Regions from separate parts of the Homo sapiens genome. Here region 2 is linked to region 1. A link is a contact called in ENCODE Hi-C data. All regions are on one chromosome and are shown on one strand. The core of a region is the stretch at or near the end of the contact, and the rest is flanking DNA. Distances in the headings are between cores, read along the strand shown.

What was found. Hi-C counts contacts between places; a loop is a spot of excess contacts on that map. Pooled maps may share reads with other maps.
Region 2: a map of CD8-positive, alpha-beta T cell shows a loop between it and region 1 (7-fold over the local background). The contact joins the promoter of SLC38A6 here to the promoter of JKAMP in region 1. A Hi-C loop is called at or near these places in 5 of 168 maps with a recorded cell type or tissue (CD4-positive, alpha-beta T cell, CD8-positive, alpha-beta T cell, Right ventricle myocardium inferior and 1 more), 4 of 37 single-sample maps with no recorded cell type and 12 of 50 pooled maps.

Annotation. Positions count from the first base shown.
Region 1 is chr14:59,483,154-59,485,988 of GRCh38, forward strand. JKAMP (JNK1/MAPK8 associated membrane protein) reads left to right here and starts at 1,364. Exons shown (of 7, transcript NM_016475.5): 1 at 1,364-1,440. The coding sequence starts at 1,437. L3HYPDH (trans-L-3-hydroxyproline dehydratase) reads right to left here and starts at 1,255. Exons shown (of 5, transcript NM_144581.2): 1 at 656-1,255. The coding sequence starts at 1,163. RefSeq lists an enhancer at 1,330-1,609.
Region 2 is chr14:60,979,887-60,982,721 of GRCh38, forward strand. SLC38A6 (solute carrier family 38 member 6) reads left to right here and starts at 1,359. Exons shown (of 16, transcript NM_153811.3): 1 at 1,359-1,496; 2 at 2,622-2,752. The coding sequence starts at 1,392. TRMT5 (tRNA methyltransferase 5) reads right to left here and starts at 1,193. Exons shown (of 5, transcript NM_020810.3): 1 at 1,077-1,193. The coding sequence starts at 1,087. RefSeq lists an enhancer at 1,083-1,462.

The DNA of each region.
Region 1 (2,835 bases), core at 114-2,613:
ACAAAAAAACTCTATGAGGGAAAAGAAGAAACACAGGCACAGAGAGATTAAGTAATTTGCCTAAGGTTGCACAGCTTTAGGGGGTTATCAGGATTTGAAACCAGGCAATGTGTGTTCCTGTTCTTAAAGAAAAGCAACATTCGTATCTTAATGATTTATAAACTGCTTTGTTCATTCATTCTCATTTAATTCTTCAAAGAAGTGGGGGAGGTGAGGAAAGGAGACCAGGTTTAGTAACTTATTAAGTGTGATTCTGTGTCTACCAAGCATATTCTCAGCCAGCCTGGAACCCTGGTACATTGGCTGTTCTTCGCTCTTTCCTTGACCCCACCGTACCTTGCTTTATCCACCGGTGAAATCTCTAGGAATGCCTCACCAGTGCAGAGGGAGGCGCTGAGTCAGGGTAACACGCAATTCCTCGCTCCTCAAGGGTCTCCCAAAACCACAGGCGGATGGGAGTCAGGGAAAATCGAAATTACACGCACCAAATACGCAAGGCTGCTGACACACGTTGGCAGTGATTTACCTTTCTATTAATTGCAAGGTTTCGCGGAGTAGGTTAGTTGCCAGAGTTCCAGCCCAGAAAAACCGTTAATGTAGTTAGTCGCGTCCCGGTTGCAGCTCTGCCCTGGGCTGGAAAGGTCCCGCCCATTACCTGTGGCCAGCACGAAGGCCGGGACGCTGTGGAAGCGCACCGGTCCGTGGCTGCGGCCGTCCTCGCATGCCACGAAGGCGGTCACCAGCCCGCAGGGGCAGTGGATATTGACGCGGGCCTCGCGGGTGCCCGCAGGGGGCGCCGGCACAAGCCCGAAGTCCAAAGCGAAGCGGCCCAGCGCCAGCACTGCGTGGCCGCACATGGAGCTGTAGCCCTCGTTGTGCAGGAACAGGACGCCCAGATGCGCGTCCGGCAGCTCGCTCGGGACTAGGACCGCCCCGTACATGTCCCGGTGCCCTCGGGGCTCGAACATGAGCCGTCGCCGCACGTGGTCAAGGTGCTGGCGCATGTAGCGCCGCTTGGCCAGCAGGGTGGGCCCAGACACCTCCGGACACCCCGCCAGCACGATACGCAAGGGCTCGCCGCCCGTGTGCATGTCCACCACCGACAGCACCGGCGTCCCTGGATCATGCGGGGGCAGCCGGGGCACCGCCAGCGCGCTCTCCATGGTCTGCGTCGGGGGAGACGAGTACGGTCCCGCAGCTATGGCTTCAAGCCCGACCCTCACCCACTGACTCCGCGGGAGGAGGGCGGGACGCTAACCAGCCACGTCCGGGGGGCGGGGTCTCGGAGCCTAAACCCGGAAGCGAGGGAGGAACTTCGGAGCTGTCGCCCGGGTTACCGGGAGGCGGAGCCGCCGAGCTCGCTGTGGCCCGGATGTTCGGTGCAGCTGCCAGATCCGCTGATCTAGTGCTTCTCGAAAAAAACCTTCAGGCGGCCCATGGGTGAGTGGTCGCCAAGATCCCGGGAAGCGTTTCTGGTAGTCCCGACTACTTTCCTACACGGCTGGCCTCGGGCTCGGCTCTTTGTAGGCGGCCTTCGGTTGGCGGCGCAGGCTCGCCCCTTGACCCCGCCCGCCCTCGGGCCGGGCTCCGCACTCCTGCGGGGTTGGGGTGGTCTGTCCGCAACGGGCTACTAGGGGAGGCGCGCTGTCTGCGGCGAAATGCCAGGTCTTTGTTGTTTGGTCCGAAATGTCTCTTCAGTCCCTTAGTTTAATGTCGAGGGAACACTTGCTTGAGGGTTGACTTCGGAATTGAAAACGCGGGTGATAGTGCAGAAAAAACAGTAAAGCAGAAGCAAGTTGCTGCATAATTTGTCTACTGCTTCAACCTCAAACGTAGATTTATAGCGCCCGTCACAAAGGGCAGGACCGCTGCAAAAAAATGGAATCTTAAAACTTTAGCCATCGTTCGCTAAAGGAAATGAAAGGAGAAATTCAACAGTCGCTTGGAGCCTGGGTTTTGCTTAGTAAGTGATAGGCTGTTTATTTCAGTTCAGTTTATCATACTGGTTTTCAGGCCTTGGATTTTGAGAAACTTTAGATTATTGATATTCACGTGTATTTATTAAGCATCTACTAGATGTAAAGCCCATACAGAAGTTTCCAATTCCTTACCTTCTGCATTCTTGAAAAACCTGAAATATTCATTTTCATGTATTAATTTAGAACATTGTGATTACAATTGGTTACAAAAAAAATAAGCGCCCATTAAAGAGGCCAGTGGGTTTAAAAAGCTAAGTCCGAAATTTGTTAAAAGCGAAAATATTAAACTGGAGGAATATTATTCAATGCTGTTTCTCTTTTTCTCTCAGCAGCATAAGGAGAAGGAAGTAAAAAGTCTGCTTGAATGTGAAAGGAGAGAAGGCACTGTAGACCAGGCAGTCTAGATTGTGAATTCGTGAATAATTTGGGAAATGATTGTTCAAGAATAGTCAAAAGATGCATAATTTTTCAAATTAATTCACATGTAGACCGCAGTTTGTTTTGAGACGGAGTCTCCTTCTGTAGCCCAGGCTGGAGTGCAGTGGCGCGATCTCGGCTCACTGCAACCTCTGCCTCCTGGGTTCAAGCGATTCTCCTGCCTCAGCCTCCCCAGTAGCTGGGACTACAGGCGCGCGCCACCACGTCAGGCTAATTTTTGTATTTTTAGTAGAGACGGGGTTTCACCATTTTGGCCAGGCTGGTCTGGAACTCCTGACCTCATGATCTGCCCACCTCGACCTCCCAAAGTGCTGGGATTACAGGCGTGAGCCACCTCACCGAGCCTGTTTGTTTGTTTTAATCAATGAATGAATGAAGGGAATCAGATGTCACTGATGAAGAAAACTTCCATAATTTC
Region 2 (2,835 bases), core at 109-2,608, 1.5 Mb after region 1:
CTTAAAAAAAAAAAAAAAAAATTCACACACGACAGCTTTTGAGAATAAAAATCTAAATTCTACTATCTCAAATAACGGGCTAAATGCTGACAAATAAAACGTTTAGTGATGTGTGGGAAGTATACTATCTTTTCCAGACTAGGATGACTTCTTCAGGAAGTCGTATTAGTGGTAGATAATAGTGGTATATATTAAATTTACACCTTCAACCCATCTGCTCCCAGTTCAGAGGGCTTAGTGATCCATTAGCCATACTCAATGATCCTCTTCACCCACAATTTTCTAGATAATACATTTGGGATTGGAAGACTGAAGTATGAGTTAAATGGTCATCTGTAAATGAAATAGTCATTATACATGACCATTACTAGTGGTGATATTTATTAGGATAGTCTCATGGGTGCTTATTGTGTCAGATACTGCGCTAAATGCTTTATGTACATTATGAATCTTGGGAGGTGTGCAGTATTGCACCCTCATTTTGTAAATAAGTAAACTAAAGCTCAGACGTAAGGTAACCCACCCAAAGTCTCCCAGCTGATAAGTGGCTAAACATGGATTAAAACCTAGTTTTGACTGACTTCGGTGCTTGTGTTCTTAATATATTGCTCTGTTGTTTGTTTTCGATGCTTTACTGCCACATGTCCTGCCTTTAACTAGAGGCTTCTGTATTTTGAGGACGAGAGCTTTGCTGATTGTTATATGCATAGTATCAGTTATTCACTGTCTTCTAAAATACCAAAGAATTTACTTGTAAGGGGAAAGGGCCCTGTCCCAGAATCCTGTAAAGCAACGAAGTCTAACTTCACCGTCAGAGATCAAATTGGTTCTAGCAGCTGACCAGCTGGGTGACCCTGGATAAATTACTATAAGTCTCGGTTTTCCCACCAGTAAAATGTGGCGAAAGGCTTTTGAAACATTCCTTACTATCCAGAACCTCGAAACTAAGCTCAGCACCTAGGCGGGTGGGTGACCTCGCGATGTTTCTGTGCCCAGGCAGCACATGGCAGAGAGCAGCCCTGGGCGGGCTGGTACCTCCCCTGGACCATTAGCCCCTAACGCGGCCGCCACCTCACCAAAGCACCATTCCAATTCCCCACGTCGCTCTGCAGCTGGATCCGCGAGCCGACCCCTCACCTCCCGCTCCGGTACCGATCGGATGTGGGTCGCGGGTGGATGGGCGGGTCTTCTATGACATCATCACTGTTCGCCGCGAAGAGGGCGCGCGTCATCAGATCAAGTCGACTCGCTCCTCTCCTTCCAGGCCCTGGTGAAGTACGGAATGCCGGAAGGGCCGGGCTCAAAGCTCCGCCTCTGGCGCGACCGACGACTGGAGCGCAGGGCAGGGGTAGAGGCTCGTAGATGGAACTGGTAGTCAGCTGGAGAGCAGCATGGAGGCGTCCTGGGGGAGCTTCAACGCTGAGCGGGGCTGGTATGTCTCTGTCCAGCAGCCTGAAGAAGCGGAGGCCGAAGAGTTGAGTCCGTTGCTAAGCAACGTAAGTGGGCTGTGTTCGCTTCCCCGCGCTGACGCCCTCCGGCTTCCCTCAAGTGCCTGCCAAATAAGACCCAGAAAAGGAGGACCGCACCGGGACAGGGGAGATGCTGGAGCCTGAACCCTGGGGGATGGGGTCTGAAGGCAGCCGCCGAGATTCAGATGAGATTGGCGCAGTTATGAACGTGATAGCAGCCTAGCATACTCTAGAAAGAAAAGATGAAAAGCGTCGGGTGGAAGAGATGCAGCGTTGAGTGGAAGCTGCGAACATGATGGGATGAGCGGCCCTAGGATTATGTACTCACTGCTGTTAGTTAGTATTTTTGTCACCTTATTTTCTCCACCAGTCTCGTGAGGTCTTTGCAAGAGTCACAGGATTTTCCTCTTCCGACTTAGTCATGGGGGGAGGGAAAATAATAAACATTTTAATACAGAAATTCTTAGCGGTAGAATGGAAGTGGCTTGGTAGTAAGTGCATAGCACGTTCCTGACCCTAAAGCCTGTGCAGTGGGCACTCCGCTTTTTAACTCGAGTCCTAGACACTGTTCCCAGGACTTTGTTCCCGGTGCTGTTTGTGGGGAGGGGGATGTTTTCAGGGATACTGCCAGAACAACGTGAATTGCTTCTGTTTATAATATTGTCATTGCAAGATATTCCTGACCATCCTTCCAGTTTGGTAGAACTAATTCATTAGATATATAAGTAGAGATTAGTTGTGCAGTCCTAGTAATTGAGGAGAAACAACTGCCCACAGCAGTCCCAGGTTGACTCAGCAATTCTTTAGTAATCACATGAGCTGAGGCCTTATCCCTCCTCTCTCTCCCCACTCCATTCCCATCCTATCTTCATCTCTTGCAGTCACAAGGTTAGTCATGGCCCTTCCTGAACTCTGCCTGTCTTGTGTACTGGTGGAAATCATTTTCCTAAGAAACCCTAGATTCCTGGAGCTGCAGTAGTGGGAGGTGGGAAGGAAAGGAAAGGAAATTAGTGTTGGTTAAGCAACGAGTGTGTCATACAAACCCTGGTGGTTTGCAGCTTTTTTCCATAATCTTTCATTTATGGAATTTCTTTACGAAATTTTAACTTCACCGTCCAAACATTTAACACTACTAAATTTGTGTGCTTACAGGAACTTCACAGACAGCGATCCCCAGGTGTTTCATTTGGTTTATCAGTGTTTAATTTGATGAATGCCATCATGGGAAGTGGCATCCTTGGCTTAGCTTATGTTTTGGCTAATACCGGTGTCTTTGGATTTAGGTGAGTCTTCATATTTTAGCATCAAATTTTTTTTTCCATTTTGATAATATACGGAGAAGTAGAGAGATAGATTCCAGAAGCTG